2 separate regions of the Mus musculus genome follow, and region 2 is linked to region 1. The links are chromatin loops, found by intact Hi-C in ENCODE. Cell type or tissue: heart. All regions are shown on one strand.

What was found. Hi-C counts contacts between places; a loop is a spot of excess contacts. Peaks named below come from ENCODE experiments on the same cell type or tissue, not always from the same donor. Only the 100,000 strongest peaks of a DNase experiment are listed, where the experiment ranks them.
Region 2: a loop joins it to region 1, with 4 times the contacts of the local background. A loop is called at or near these places in 8 of 42 quality-filtered maps.

The regions. Positions count from the first base shown.
Region 1 is chr7:143,456,373-143,464,372 of GRCm38, reverse strand. Cdkn1c (cyclin-dependent kinase inhibitor 1C (P57)) reads left to right here and starts at 3,323. Exons shown (of 4, transcript NM_001161624.1): 1 at 3,323-3,520; 2 at 3,657-4,578; 3 at 5,123-5,261; 4 at 5,352-6,034. The coding sequence starts at 3,666. The coding sequence ends at 5,256. Gm33663 (a long non-coding RNA gene) reads left to right here. Exons shown (of 3, transcript XR_378640.3): 3 at 1-1,038. In heart, a CTCF peak has its summit at 284 (motif pointing right); DNase peaks (open chromatin) are centred at 282, 3,342 and 4,742; H3K4me3 peaks cover 4,792 bases; H3K27ac peaks cover 5,509 bases; H3K27me3 peaks cover 960 bases.
Region 2 is chr7:143,364,195-143,372,194 of GRCm38, reverse strand. The region is part of intron 15 of Kcnq1 (potassium voltage-gated channel, subfamily Q, member 1); the gene reads right to left. Among named protein-coding and RNA genes, the nearest start is that of 4933417O13Rik, 38 kb to the right of the region's middle. In heart, no CTCF peak of the experiment used is centred here; DNase peaks (open chromatin) are centred at 4,404 and 6,742; H3K4me3 peaks cover 931 bases; H3K27ac peaks cover 5,870 bases.

The sequences.
Region 1 (8,000 bases):
TCTCCACCTTCCTTGATGGATGGGTGACATGTGGCTCAGGGTTTCATGGAAAATTCTTCAAGGCCTTAATTTATCTGATATGACAGCTCAGGGTCTTAGAATCTGAGAAGGCAGCTTTAAGAGCCAGAGGGGAGACAAGTCTCAACTCTACACTTGGTTACTCCGGGAAGGCCCCAGAACCTGGGGCTCTGGGTCAGGGGTGGGGATGACCAGGAGAGCCATCCACGCAGGCAAGAAAGGGAGGCATGAGGCAGCCAAGAAACTGGTGATGTTCAAGTCGGCCACCAGGGGGCAGCATGAAGCCAAGGACAGGCCTCCTAGACTCGGACTCTGTTCTGGCCAGGGGCTGGAAGACCCTGAACACCCGGCTTCCTTGGGGGTGCTTGGAGTCCCCGTAGCTGACCAGCTATGCGGGTTGTTGTGAGTGCGATCCGGGGACGTTCTGGGAAACTAAACTGACTTAGCTGCTCCAGGCTCCTCTAAGAATGAAAAGGCAGGAGGGCTGGGGCCAATAGGCTTCCTGTGTTACGATTCACTAATCAAATCTCGGAGTTGGTTCGAAGAGCTGGAGGGTGTAGGTTAAGCTGGCCTTAATCGCCTAGGAGCCACAGCAAGGTTTTAATATAGGCAGCCCGTTTCCTCCTCGCAACAGACTGCTGAAGTGTCCGCCTGCCTACTGTTGTGTTTTAGCTTCAGTCAGTAACTGCGCCGTGGATTTTAGCGATTTAGGACACAAAATTTATTTATCTATCTATCTATTCATTCATTCGTTTGTTTTCGGCCCTGGGGATGGAACCCAGAGCCAGCGTTCATACTTGAGAAGTATCTCAAGTGCCATACCACTGAGTCACCTCCAGCTTTCAAATTTTATCTCGTAGTCCAATCACTGGCAGCGTGGCTGTGCCCGAGTCTTGCCACAGCCCTCATTCTGTTCCTCATTCGGCCAGTCAGGTGGGCACATAGAAAAAGAGCTCCTATGGCTGTAATGTAATTGGGTGCACACAGAAATATCGCCAACAATTGGTGGCAGAAATGGTCTTTGGATGTGTGGTCTTTCTGGGAGCTCTGGGAGAGGCAAGAGGTGAAGTACCCATTCTGCCCAAGGGTATGGGGGAAGATTTCGGGAGAGACTCATTTGCTAACCAGGTCCAAGGTCGAGGTCCCACGGCTTATACCCCTTCACACCACACAAGAAAGAAGTCAGGAAACTTGCGTCTGATGAGCCAGGGCACCAGACCAGCGCTCCATCCCCCAACTCTCCGCAGCAACACAGTTAAAAAAAATGTTCTTGTTTCCTTTGGATGTATTTTTAATGTCAAAAATAGAAGACGATTCTTGTAGCCAGACAAATGTTTACTTACCTACAGGTCCCTTGGGTTGGAGGGCTAGATGGGGAACTTAACCCTGCTTCTGGAAGCAGTGTGCTTACCAGGTCTGTTGATGCTAGCTAGCATTGATGGAACTTCACCGTTACAGACTTGTGGAGGGCTCACTTTAACCTGTGTGGAGACGGACAAACAAGCAGATGAAACGGGAATATGAAAGGAGAAAGCAAGTGATGCAAGCATCCTGGGGTAGGGATGCCCAGTGAGGCAGCCTGCAGCACAGATGATCTATCTGGCTGTCTAGACTGCTTCTCCCAACAAATAGGGCCCAGTAGCTCCACACCCCAGGGAGCACGTTCAGTCAGTCCTCTCAGCAGCTTTGGCCTAGGTTGTGGGCAGGGTGGACCTTCTCTAGCCTCGACAGCTGCAGCCTGGATATTTGGACTGTTGGGGAGACCCTGGAGGCCAGGTGGTCACAAATAAGTGTGGAGTGTGGTCCTGTGACCAGGGTCTCTGAAGAGGCCCATGTGGCTTTGACACAGGGACAGAACAAAGCCCTGCCTCCTTCCTGCCCTGGGCTAGTGGATTTTAGCTTTTAGTGAATGAGGGGTTCATGAGGCCCCTTGAAAGCCCTCATTAGTTTTATTTTACTCAAGAAAATTACTGTGACATACCAATGCCCTGAGAGATTTGTAATATGGTGTACCGAGAAAAAGAAATCCTTACAGGTCACAGGCTCTGGTCTCTCCACCAGAGCAGCTTCCAAACCCCGTCTCTCACCTGTTCCAGGACAGTCTGGCCCCTGGCTTCAGGGTTTGACTTGACTCCCGGGTTGGCCCAACTTACCTAACCCTGTAAATAGGGTTCTGTCTCAAAAGTCTCACAGGCATCTCTGCTGGGAGCTGAGAGCTTGGGGCTCTGCAGGGCCTTTCAAGTATGTCCGGAAGTCCTGGTTCCCCAGGGCGGGGGGAGGGGGCCAGCTCCTGGCACATGCCTGAGTCACCTTCTCGACTCCCTGCCCTAAATAATGAACTCCTTTTGGCGGCGGTAGCGGAGGCAGCAGGGGCGGGGGGCGGGGGGGGGGCTCTGTCAGGCCATGTCGGGTGTGTTTGTGTGAGTATTCAGGGCCCCACCAAGAGGCACTGCTGTGGAGGAGGGGTCATTCTCTCTTTTCTAGCATAACTACTTCCAGCCAACTAAGGTAGGCAGAACTGGGGGTCGAATATGGCCTGACCCAAACCTAAGGTCCTAGGCATCTATCAGTGATGTAGGTACAGGCTAGGATGGGCCCAACTTGTGTCTCATCTCCCGGGTAGGTGGGCCTATTATAGACCAGGCTACAGATCTTTTAGATCTCTACAGTATTGTTCCTCAGGAAAAGAATGGATGTGACCCCTGTCTCTAACTCCGTGATAGAGGGTCTTAGGGCCAGCAGGTGTGCAGATGCCTCGAAGGCAGATACTTAGGCCTGGGTGTAGAGGGTGGATCCAGCCACGGTACTGCCAGGACCAGGACCCAGCTGGTAGTAGTAGGTTAAAGCCCTAATCAGTTGGTGCAGTCCTAGGGCTAGCGCGGGCTGCGGGGACCGAGGGACCTTCACCGACGTCGGCATCGCCGAGGGGCTGTGCCCAGCTCCATGGTCCGAGGGGGCGCGCGCGTCGCGGCTGCGCGAGCCCCCGCCTGCAGACAAAGGAGCCCGCGGGGGGCGGGGGGGGGGATGGGGCGAGGGGGAGGGGCGTCGCGGTGTCACGTTACCGCCCGCAGAGCTCTTTAACTCGAGCCCCGCCCCTTGTCCCGCGCAGCCCGCTCGCCGTGCGGCCGCCAATCAGCGCCCGCCCGTCACCCGCCCCGCCCGGCCCCGGGGGTGTGTGCGCGCAGCCAATGAGCGTGGCGCGGGGGCAGGGCCTCTGTGGGCGGGGCGGGCTGCACCCTCCAATCGCCGCGGTGTTGTTGAAACTGAAAATACTACATTATGCTAATCGTGAGGAGGCCCGCGCGCGCGGGGGTGGGGCCAGCGCGTATAAAGGGGCGCAGCGGGCTGGGCGTTCCACAGGCCGAGTGCGCTGTGCTCGAGGGGTGCCGGCTAGGCCCGACTGAGAGCAAGCGAACAGGCAGGCAAGCTCCGAGGGGGCGCGGCCCAAGCTGGACAGGACAAGCGATCCAGACGCAGGAGCCGTCCATCACCAATCAGCCAGGTAGCCGCTGCGTCCTTAGGCAGAGGCGGACGCGGGCTGTGCAAGGGGTCTCACCCACGCCCAGCCTCCGCCCTCCTCCTCTCCCCTCTTCCTTCTCCTCCCGTTCCCTTCTTTCTCGCTGCCCGCGTTTGCACAGCCTTCGACCATGGGCATGTCCGACGTGTACCTCCGCAGCAGAACAGCGATGGAACGCTTGGCCTCCAGCGATACCTTCCCAGTGATAGCGCGTAGCAGCGCCTGCCGCAGCCTCTTCGGGCCTGTAGACCACGAGGAGCTGGGCCGCGAGCTGCGGATGCGCCTGGCCGAGCTGAACGCCGAGGACCAGAACCGCTGGGACTTCAACTTCCAGCAGGATGTGCCTCTTCGAGGCCCTGGTCGTCTGCAGTGGATGGAGGTGGACAGCGAGTCTGTGCCCGCCTTCTACCGCGAGACGGTGCAGGTGGGGCGCTGTCGCCTGCAGCTGGGGCCCCGGCCACCCCCGGTGGCCGTGGCTGTCATCCCGCGTTCTGGGCCGCCGGCTGGCGAGGCCCCCGACGGCCTAGAGGAGGCGCCTGAGCAGCCGCCCAGCGCCCCAGCCTCGGCCGTGGTCGCGGAGCCCACCCCACCCGCGACCCCGGCCCCGGCTTCAGATCTGACCTCAGACCCAATTCCGGAGGTGACCCTGGTCGCGACCTCCGACCCGACTCCGGACCCGATCCCGGACGCGAACCCGGACGTGGCGACTCGGGACGGCGAGGAACAGGTCCCTGAGCAGGTCTCTGAGCAGGGCGAGGAGTCGGGTGCTGAGCCGGGTGATGAGCTGGGAACTGAGCCGGTCTCTGAGCAGGGCGAGGAGCAGGGCGCAGAGCCGGTCGAGGAGAAGGACGAGGAGCCGGAGGAGGAGCAGGGCGCGGAGCCGGTCGAGGAGCAGGGTGCGGAGCCGGTCGAGGAGCAGAATGGGGAGCCGGTCGAGGAGCAGGACGAGAATCAAGAGCAGCGCGGCCAGGAGCTGAAGGACCAGCCTCTCTCGGGGATTCCAGGACGTCCTGCACCCGGGACTGCTGCGGCCAATGCGAACGGTGCGATCAAGAAGCTGTCGGGGCCTCTCATCTCCGGTGAGCCCCGCACGGCCCCGCCCCGGCCCGGCCTCGCTTTGTCCGGCCGGCCGGGCTCTCCCTCGCCCTCGGGGGCCTCGCCCGGTCCCCGCCTCCTCCCGTGGCATTAAAGGGCCCGCGGCGCTTAGGGCGCGGTTGCGCCCGCACCCCTTTCCTACTGGTAGGGGTGCAGCTAAGGCTCCCGAGCGTGCAGTGGGAGGGCGAGCCTGGCCGCGACCCACTCGGATCGCGGTCTTTGGCTCGGGCCGCGGGAGCCCCTTAGGGAGCCGTGTGTGCGGCATGGAGGGGGTTAAGTGCGGCGGCAGCCCCGGGGGGCTTGGCCGCGGGACAAGGGGAAATGCTTACACAGCACATTGCGCGGCGACGTAAACAAAGCTGACCCGCCGCGGACCTCGGCGCGGGCGGGGATGGCGCCCCCACCCCGGCCCCGCGCCCTGCGCACTCCGCGGGTCTCCTCGCGGGTCTCTGGGCCGGCCCCGCCCTGACCGACGCGCGTTGTCGCCCGCAGACTTCTTCGCCAAGCGCAAGAGAACTGCGCAGGAGAACAAGGCGTCGAACGACGTCCCTCCAGGGTGTCCCTCTCCAAACGTGGCTCCTGGGGTGGGCGCGGTGGAGCAGACCCCGCGCAAACGTCTGAGATGAGTTAGGTGAGTCTGGCGTCCCCCACGGGGGTCGCGGAGGGGCCGCCCCCGGGGGGTTCCCGCTATGCCTGCTCACCTGAGTCCCTCTTCCCACAGTTTAGAGGCTAACGGCCAGAGAGAACTTGCTGGGCATCTGGGCAGCGGACGATGGAAGAACTCTGGGCTTCGGCTGGGACCTTTCGTTCATGTAGCAGGAACCGGAGATGGTTGCGTAGAGCAGCCCACGGTTTTGTGGAAATCTGAAAACTGTGCAATGTATTGAGAACACTCTGTACCATGTGCAAGGAGTACGCTGGTCCCAAGGTGTAAAGCTTTAAATCATTTATGTAAAATGTTTAATCTCTACTCGCTCTCAGTGCAAAACAAAAAGAGAAACTAGAAAATGTAGAACGAAGGAAAAAGATGAGAAAAAGGAAAAAGCATGTATATTTGTACAAAAAGTTAAAAAATTATGCTAATTTAATATTTGTATTTATCCATGCGTGGATCCCTCTGCCACGCAACTGCTGGGTTATTGATTATTACCAAAGGCACTAGAAATCACCAGCTTCAGATTACCCACAAATGTAAATCTACTTTTATATTAGACTCTAGGGGAATGGTTGTTGAGTAAAAGCCCCCACACATTCATCTTCAGTTAGCTTACAGTGTCCCCCACTTCATTAGATTGCTCTTAAACTTGGTGACCAGACAGTCGAAATGGTTCCTGTACTGCCCATACCAACTGCCCAGGGCTCCTCGTCCGCCAGGTTCTAAATAAAGAGGCCCAACAAAAATCATACTTGTAGTCTTCTTGTTCTTTTACACTTTTGTAGCTCAGCGCCAAGGCAAATGAATATGGTGGGTGTCAAAGAAGGAGTCAGCCAAATATTGCCACCACTTGACAGAGTTGTTGGCTGCTTACAAGGAAGGGGAACAACTTTCACAGGACCTACTGACCTGCTTCTCAGGAGTTTGAGAAACAAGTGTCTGTCCCTAACAGACGCTCATGTTTTTGTCCAGCCAGACCCTGATGGGCACTTGCAGGGTTTAGAACAATGTAAACTCCCATGTACACACAGAAGTTCTCCATGCGATCACAGTGGGGCACTGAAGGCTCCAGGGCCCCTAGGTCTATACACCAGAGCTTTCCCAAAAGTTGGCATCGTGATAGTTTAGTAGGGATGGGGAGGGGGTGATGAAAGATACTAGGGAAGAACACAGGGTGGGGTGGACTGGGGATGGGTCCTGATCTAGTTTGTGTGCGAGAACTCAAAGCTGTGGCTCCTACATCGCCATGCCCTGTCTCCTGCCAGTCCACTGGATCCAAAGAGACCCCCTTTAGTTCAAAAAGGGAAGGGTTCTTTATACCTGGCCTATAAAGTGATGGCTTTCAAAGGAGAAGGTGATATAAACCAGACTGGCCCATGAAGCCCTTGCAAAGTTCTGTGGGCCAAGAGAGAAGAACCCATGGACATTATCAGGCTGTTCAAGGCTGGACCAAGATGTTACAGATGTGTGGGGGTGTATGATTAACCTAACCTTCCCTGAACACCTTAGAGGCCCAGTGTGGTCAGACTTTGAGAAATGCCCCCATCCCATTGAGAGGGTATACTTCAAGGAAGGCAGGCCCTGCTGCCTGCAGCAGCCCTCAGCTTGCCCAGGAATTAGAACCCAGCAAAGAAAGCTACTTACTGTATGTGCCCATGGAGGTGTGTGCTAGGGCAGCCCTTTCTTTGATGTCTTGAGGGTGGGCATGGTACTTGAGGTGCTGGACAGCAGAGGTATGGGTTAGGTCCCAACTATTAGGAGCATGCTGGGCCAGAAACCTGGCAGGTAGTCGTGGAGTCTCAAGGACTACAGTGAGCCATGTGGCACACACACAGCAGAGAGGCCTCTGTGTGAAGGTCGGCCAGGCCTCTGTTCTTTGCCATGATTCTCACAAACACTTGGACCTAGGGCCCACCTGTAACCCCCACATTCTGTGTTGCTTTGGGGGTTCCTCAGAAGCATCCAGGGCTGTGTGAGAACACAGAGGCCATTTCATGGGTGTGGCAGGGTCTGCAGCAGATATTCAAGATACCTGATCGAGGAAACAACATCACACATGTGAGTCTGAGCCCGTGTGGTCCTAGTCAGGCCTGCTTGACCTTGGGAACAAGTTTCTCTGTTTGAGCTGGGAAATATTTGGTGTCCTATGGCTACTGCCTTAGACATGCAGGATGTTGGGTGGTACTGCCCTGTCCTGTGCCCAAGGCAGGGGGGGGGGTAGTTGGTAGGCCTGTGGAACTAACCATCCGAGTGGTAATGACACATGATGGTGGGTAGGAGGTCATACTGGGAAAGGTCTAGATGGGGGTGATCCAGGATCCCTCAACAGAACAGCCTGGACCATGAAGGAGGAAAGGGAAGAAGGGTGACTATGCAGGAGCAGAGGAAGAGGAGAAAGGGAGGCCATGAGGGGCCGTCAGGCTCTCAGGGGCTGCCTGGGGCCTTGGTGGGACTTAGACTACCATCATATGGGTTATGCTATTGAGGGTGAGTGTGCACTTTGGGATGTGACTGCTGGGCTACCTTTGTCCCTTGACCTCTAGAGTCTGATTGGCAGGGTTTTGTGTAAGGCAGTGGTGAATGAAGGCAAAGGGCTCCAGTGCAGGCAGAGAGCAGGAAAGTCAGCAGGAAGGTGGGGCACAGCAGGAGGGTGCTGGGCTACAGAGGCTAGGTGGCTAATATGCTAAAGGATGCCAGCGAACACAGAAGACTAAA
Region 2 (8,000 bases), 92 kb after region 1:
GTCTTAAAAACAAAGACAACCGCCCCAAATGTCCTTTCCAAGTTGTAAATTTTATGAAGTCTTAATACAGTCCCAGAAGCTCTCATGAAAACCCAGCTTTCAAATTGAGATGGGCCATGTGTACAAAATTCATCTGGCTTCTGAGGACTCGGAATAAGGGAAGAGAAGCAACCGTTTTAATAGTTTCTGTATTAATTATATTGAAGTCATAGTATTTGGGGTTTCTGGAATTAAATGAAATAAATGACTGTGACTTTAATTTTACCATATTACTTTTTAGGGCAGCTATTTGAAAAGAAAATATCCATGTTTAGCAGCCAGGAGCTGAGCAGACAGTAGGAACACTAGAGACTGAGGTAAGAGCTTCCCAAAGGCAGCTATGCACCACGAGCTTTAGATTCTACAATCTTCCTAGTGACTCTGGCCATTAGAACCTGGGAGTCTCAAGGCAGAAACTGTCAGCAAGCTCAGACCTTCAAATAGCTCAATGGGAAAGTCAACAAAATTAGCCCACTCCCTGAGAAGACTGTCAAGATGGCTTTAACTGTTAAGAGGAAGGGAACAGTTTTTGCCCTGGGAAGTTACATCCTCAAGCTAGTTACAGCTCTGATTAGAGCTCAAACTCTTATCATCTGAGTGGTCTGGAAAATCTCCGAGTCTAGGACTGAAAGGCCAGGCTGGATGTATGCCCATATGTGTAGCAACAGGAGAGGGAATGAAATCAGGCACCTCAGACAAGGCAGCGGGTGTGAGAAAGAAGTAGATAAAACTGCTGATTGTATTTTTAAAACCCACATATGCACAACACACACACACATACACAGAGAGAGAGAGAGAGAGAAAGAGAGAGAGAGACAGACAGACAGACAGAGACAGACACAGAGAGAGAGAGAGACAGAGACAGACAGACAGACAGACAGACAGACAGATACACACACACATAAAGAACACAAAGTACAATATCCTTTATGACTATAGATACAAGCCAGGCATGGTGGTCCTGGAATCTCAGTATGTGGGGGGCAAAATCAGGAGGATCATAGTGAGTTTGAGATCAGCTTGGGTTACACAGTAAGTTCCAGGCCAGCCTGGGATAGACTATATAAGGAGACTCTGTATTAACCCCTAGTTCCCCCTCTCATTGTATGTGTGTATTGTATTGTGTGTGTGTGTATGTATGTGTGTGTGTATATATATATCTTTATATACATAAATAGTAATGTTCTTACCACAGTATAACAACCCGAGCCCTGCAAAATTAAAAAAAAAAAATCCTTCATCTACCATGACCAAATGGGGTGTATCCCAGGAACGTGAGATTAATTTAGCACCCCCAAAATTAGTTACTATATCATACTGTATTAATAGAATAAGGGGTTAAATATCACATGGTCACCTTGATAGACTCAGAAAGGACAGCTGGGGAAAATGCACATTTACTTTTGCTCAGCTCTTAGTGCACTCAGCATAGGAGAACATCCTGAACTCACAGGGAGCATTGATGAGAACTCCAAAGCCATCCTCATCCTTAATGACAGGTGACAGGAGGCCTTCTCCCAGGAGAGTCTCTAGTCATTCCTACATATTACTGACGTTCAAGCTAGGGCAAGGGTGGTGGGAAGGCGGCGAGAGCAGGAAGGAGGGAAGGAAGGAAATGAAAGGCATTGGGACCGGAGGGGAAGAAGTAAGTTTGCCTTCATTATCTGTAGCAGGAGTGGAAAATCTAACAGAATCAACAGCAAGAACAAAACATGAAGACTAAGAATAGCAAGTTTGGACTTTCCCAGACCGGCCAAAGATTGAGTTTCTAGCTCCAGTAACATACAATCCCAAAGTGAAATTAAGAAAAAAAACCAAAAAACAAAAAACAAAAAAAACTAATCCCATTAGCAGTTGTATGGTGAATAAAACAGAAGTGAAGTTAACAACAACAACAACAATACACAAAATGTACACAAACTACAAAAAAATTATCAAAATTTCTAATCCCAGACTTTGGCTGAGGCAGGTGGATTTTTAATTTCACAGTATAGCTAACTAGTTCCAGGCTAGCCTGAGCTACAGAGGAAAAAAAAAACAAAAACAAACCTTGTCATAACCTCACCTCCCAAGAACTGGAGGAAGTAAAACAGAGATAGCATATTCATGGTCTAAGATGTCTGTTTACCCAAATGGATCCATAGATTCAACAGAAAATCCCAGAAGCCCACCACCCTACCTGCCTGCCTTTTCTACCCCCAATTTCTCTTTTAAAGAAAAAAAAAATACAAGTTCATCTAAAAATTCAGATGAAAATATCTAGGTATCAGACCAGGGTAGGAGAAAAAAAATCAGAATATTTTCACTACTCAATTTCAAAACTTACTGTAAAGATCCGATAATCAAGAGACCATGGAGCATATGGACCAAGAGAACGGGAATGAAGGTCCACAAAGAAACCCATACATTTATGGTAAATGGATTTTTTTTTTTTTTGAGGTAGCCCAGGCTGACTTTAAACTTTGTATATGCTTGAGTCTGGTTTTGAACTCCTGACTCTTCTGCATTAGTTTCCCAAGTACAGGGATTAAAAGTGTGCATCACCATGCTTGGCTTAGTTAATTAGTTCCTAAGAAAGATGCCTTTGCTGTTTGACCAAATAAAAGATCTTTTTTTTTTTTGACTAATGGTGCTGTGCGAGTGAATGAAAAAGCAGCTGTTTGTGTGGTACTTGCGGGTAGGCAGATATTGAAGACTATTAGATACCAGTCAGAGGTCAGCCTGGGCTTGGCCTACATCTTCTTTTGTTTGCTTTTATTTTTAGTGTTTGAGACAAGGTCTCACTATGGAGCCCTGACTGACCTAGTCACCACATAGACCAGGTTGGCCTTGAACTCACAGACATAGGCTTGCCTCTGCCTCCCAAGTGCTGGGATTAAAGGCATGTCCAACCATGCTTAGCCCTTGAGCTATACACCTTTAAGAGGCTAGGAAGATAGCTCAGTTGTTAAGGTACTTGCTGTGCAAGCCTGAGGATCAGAGCTTAGTTCCCAGATCTCACATAAAAAAGTCAGGCATTGCTGGCACATATTTATAACCCAGGAGTTGGGGAAGAAGAAACTGGTGGGTCCCTGGAGTTCGTTCACCAGCCAGCCTAGCATACTTGGTGAGCTGCAGGTTAATCTGAGAACTTTTCTCAAAAAATAAATGGTTCTGAAAAACAACTGTTGAAATGTTTCTTTGGTCTCTAAACACATATACACCCCCACACATGTGTATCTGCACACATACAAGCACACACACATACAAAGCCAAGTAAACAAAAACTTAGATCTCATCTCACTGAATACTCTCAAATTGCCTCAAAAATCTAGGCCTAAATACAAAAGCTCACTCTCTACAATTTCTAGAAGAAAAAAATAAAAATGAAAATAAAAAAAGAAAATGTTTATGACCTCAGATAGGGGAAAGAGATCGAAGATCGTCAAAAGCAGGAACCATACAAAAGACAAATTGGACTTCATTAAAATTAAAAACTTCTGAGATTTAAAAGACAATTCAGAAAATGAAAAGACAGCCGGAGATTAGGAGAAAGTATTTGCAAGTCATACGTCTGATGGAGGACTTGTACCCAGAACATATTAAAAACTCCTGCCACTCGACAATAGAGCGGAGTACCTAATTGGAAAACGGGCAAGAGAGTTGAATAAACATTTCACCAGAGAAGACTATGAATGGCTAATAAGCACATGAAAAGTTGCTCAACATCATTAGTCATTAGGGAAATGCAAATCAAAACCACAATGAGATACCATTACATACTCACTAACAGGGCTGAAATAGAAAACCCAAGCATACCGCCTGGTTGCAAGGCTGAGAGAAAGTGGGCCGTTTACACACTGCTGATGGGAAAACAAGGGCAAAAACAAAACAAAACAAAAACAAAACTTTAGAAAAGAGTCTCGCCGCCGTTTTCCTAGAAAGCTAAACAGAAATTCACCCTGTGACTTCGAGGAAATGATAGATCAAATAGATAAAGAGATTCCAGCGAGGATAGAGAAGATTTGAATGAAACAATGAACAAGCTTGTTCTGGTGCTTGTAAACACAGCCCTGCATCCAGTGACTGCCGAATATGCTTCAAGTACTCGGGGGCGCCTTACAAAGGCTCAGCGCATGGTTTGCTGTAAAACATCCTTCAAAACATTCCAAGGGGTTGATATCCCAGGACCACTTGCTCTGACAGTGAAGCAATGTTACTAGAAAGTTCTACCGCAGTAATAACAATGATGAAAACCACATAGTTATGCTGCCGTGGCATAACTCTTGGAATAAACAAGAGGTGATGGAGATTAGAAAAATACACCATAAGCAGATGAAAGCGAAAGTAAAGCTCCCTTGTCCGGAGTGTGGGGGAGCCTGGTGCAGGGCCCTGTGCCTGTCACCCCTGTGACGAAGGAGGCTAAGGCAGGACAACCTTGAGGCCAAACTGAGCTACTGAGTGAGATTCTGGCTCAACGAAAGTGGCATGTGCCTTTCCAGTGATGCTTACAGACAAAAAAAAAAAAAAAAAAAAAAAGCTTCACGGGCTTCGAAATCTAGAAAATCTGGAGATTAATAATTATCTAGCTTAAGAAGTTAGAGGGAGGGAAAACATATTAAGGCCAAGTGATTAGAAAGAAAGAGAGATAAACAGACTAGAATAAGCAAGATAAAAACCCACAGGCGGGAAGATCCACAAAGCCAAAAGTTTGGTGAAAATAGCAGTAAAACTGGAGAATGCATGGCAGGCTGGGCTGCCGTGGGAAATGGGGCCAGCGTTGATAAATGACAATGGGGAGCAGGGGCAAAAGACAGAAGCCGCCGACACCAAGTAAACAGCAACAAATTGAAAACCAAGATAAAAAGTACAAACTCCTCAGCTCTGCTGCTTATCAAAACTGACACAAGAAGAAATAAAGAGCCCTAGTAGTTCATGAACCTCAGACCCTGTAATTAGTAGTTAAAAGTATTCTCACGGAGGAAACTGCAGCCTGGATGGCTTTGCCTTGAAATTCTAACAAATGAGAGAGAGAGAGAGAGAGAGAGAGAGAGAGACTCACAGAAAGTATTCCAGGATGTAGGATGGGTGGGAACACCTCACTACTTAACCTGTGAGACACCATGACTCAGCAAAGATGGCAGAGTAGGATCACCTGGATTTGGGCAGCATTTGAGACTTATGTGGGATGTGAGAGATGAGGTCGGGAAGTCTGCAGTGATATCTATGTAATAATTCCCCAGGCAGAGAACATGAAGACCTGGGCTTAGCAAATACTCAGCTGGAGAGCAAGGATGGAGCAGGGCCCAGGGATCGGCCTGGGATGACAAGGTCTCATGGTGCAGCTTGTAAGCCTCATGGATAGAAGCGGACCCTGAAAGGCAGGTATTGGAGGCTGGGTGGTATCCTCTAACAGGAAATAAGTATGCATGGCCTGGCTTCTAGGACAGAACTAGGCAGAAATGCTGGGCACTGGGGCCTCTCCCTCCAACCCATGCTCCCTGCCCCCAGATGCCCTGTGGACAGGGTCTGGAAACCAGAGTGCCCCTGTGTCCGGCTTCAAGCCACAAACATTTCCTGCAGAAAACAAGAAAGTCAGTCTCTTGGCCCCACTGTGCTCTGCATATCAGCCCGACAGTGTGAGCTTGGCTTGTAAAATAAACACTGCAGCAGGTCCAGGTCCAAGAAGATCTAAGAACACCACGGGTAAGAGGTGGGTGGGAGTTCTGCAGAGAGACAGGGAACCATAGGGAAGCCGAGGCAGGCCAGGGAACAGAAGAGGGGTGCCGGAACCAGAACTCCGGGGTTCCTATTACAGGGATGACAAGGTGGCTTGTACCATCTTGAATTGCCACTAGTCCTGACTACTATAGCCAGTGGACAAGGCCACCACCTCCACCCAGCCTTGGCTCTCAGAGTTGATTCTAGCCTCCTTACCAAAGGACTATCACACTTCTGAAATGTTCTTCTCTTACTCACATCTGTGACTGCCATCAGGACCAGCTCTTTGTATAACTAACTGCGTGACAGGAGACTGCCTGATTTCTAGAACAAAACAATCCATAATCTACGACAAAAGCTGAGAGTGTATAATGGCTACAGGAAGGGAGCCTATGGGTATGCTCTCCCTGGTATGAATTCCTGGCTGGCACCTTAGGGAACTCTGGCTGGGCTCAGCCAGCCTGGCTGGCACCTTAGGGAACTCCTGGTCAGGAACCAGCTGGCCTCCCCTAAGAATCCCTTACAAGTAGACACACTCAATATCTTTGGTCCTTAGCTTGATCCTCTCCTTCCATGGGGTCCAGGTGTTTGTAAGTGGGGTTCAGTCCCTGTGATGTGGGCAGACTATGGTGGGATACACTTCACAGCTGAGGGACTAAGCTGAGCTAGGCAAGTTGCTGGGCACTAAAGACTTGACTTTGGCCAGTCTGTAGCTGGCCTGGAGGGGTGGGAGGGAGGGGCTGTCAGCAGGGAAGCCCAGGGGCTCTGGCTGGGCTCAGCCAGGCTGGCTGGCACTGGCTCTGCTCTGGGACTGCTGGGCTCCCAGGGATTTCCTGTCCCCTACTTCCCAAGGTCAGCAGGATTGCGCTTGGGTTGTTTCTGGTCCCGATGGTTACGTTGATAACTGTGATAACGTGGGGCCCGGCCATGCCATCGTGCCCTCTGGGCCCAACAAAGCTCTTTCCCAGGGTCTGTCCCCACAGGGGGCAGTGGTCCCGGACAAGGGAGGGACTGGGCAGGCTGCCATGGGCTGTTTGGGTCAGTGCATCTTGACAGCCTCTTGATGTACAGTGGGGGTCCAGGCTAGAGCCCTGGGAGGAGCCTTGGTTCAGTGTGACCATGGCCTTGGCAGAGGACCCACTCCTCCATCTTAACCATCTTGAGGTAGGGAGTGAAAGTGAGAGTGGTGCCCATTAGGTGTTTGCTGCAGGATTCCAGCATTCTTGACAACCTGGCTCAGAGCCCAGACAGGGTCAAGGTCACCAGGACCTCTGAGGATCGGCCTAGCTTTGTTCCTAAACTTTGCTCCCAGAAACCATGGACTCTGGAAAACCAGCCCTTTGTTGTCCTGACCTGATGAAGTACTGGCATGTACTTCTGCCCCTGTCCCTGCTCCTGCTCCTGGGCCAGTACAAGCTCCACCTTAGTCATATAAAGCTGTGACCTGCTCTTAAACCCTAGACTGCTGCTAGTCAGTCATATATTGAGTCTGGAAAGGGGACACTGATTTTAGGAGCTATTAACAATCATCTTCTGTCACTTAGAAGAGATAACAGGTTTCTGGTCTGGGTTTGAGGGGTAGCCTGTACTATAGGTAATGAGCAGAAGGAGAAAGCTGGAACAGTTAGAATGGGGTAGAAATTTGTGGTGGAGAAATTATCTGGCACTGGAGACAGTAGGCATTTGTGTCAACAAAGCGTAGGGAGTCTTCAAAGCCTTATCCTATGTGGGCCAGACTATCTTTTGCCTACCTTCCCAGTTGCAGCTCATATTGAGAGTCAGAGGCAAATGTTGCTAGAGCAACCCAGCAGCAACCACACTCACCACTCAACTGAAATTCCACTATTTTTAGCTTCCTAGTTATGTTCAGATAAAATCCATGTACACAGACTCAAGTTGTCTGGCAAGATAACAGCACACCTCAAACCGCAGAGACTTCGAAGACCAGCAGTGGATTGTACCATGTGCCCAAGAAAAGTCCCCCTATGATCCAGAGCTTCCAGTGGCTCATGAAAGGTAGGGTGGTGGGCACAGAAGGTAGGGGGCAATGGAGGAGCCTATTTGCCTAGCTAATACCAGCTGTGACATTCTGATAGCATAAGATTGTCGGCAGCCAGAGTATGCGGAACGGTAGCACTCTACAGGGTATGCACTCTACTGTACATGGGAGCCTACAGTAGTGGATACTAAAAATAGCCTGGCCGGGCAGAGACAGAGGAGCCTAGCACACTAACTCAAGCTGGATCTTCCTCACCAGCCAG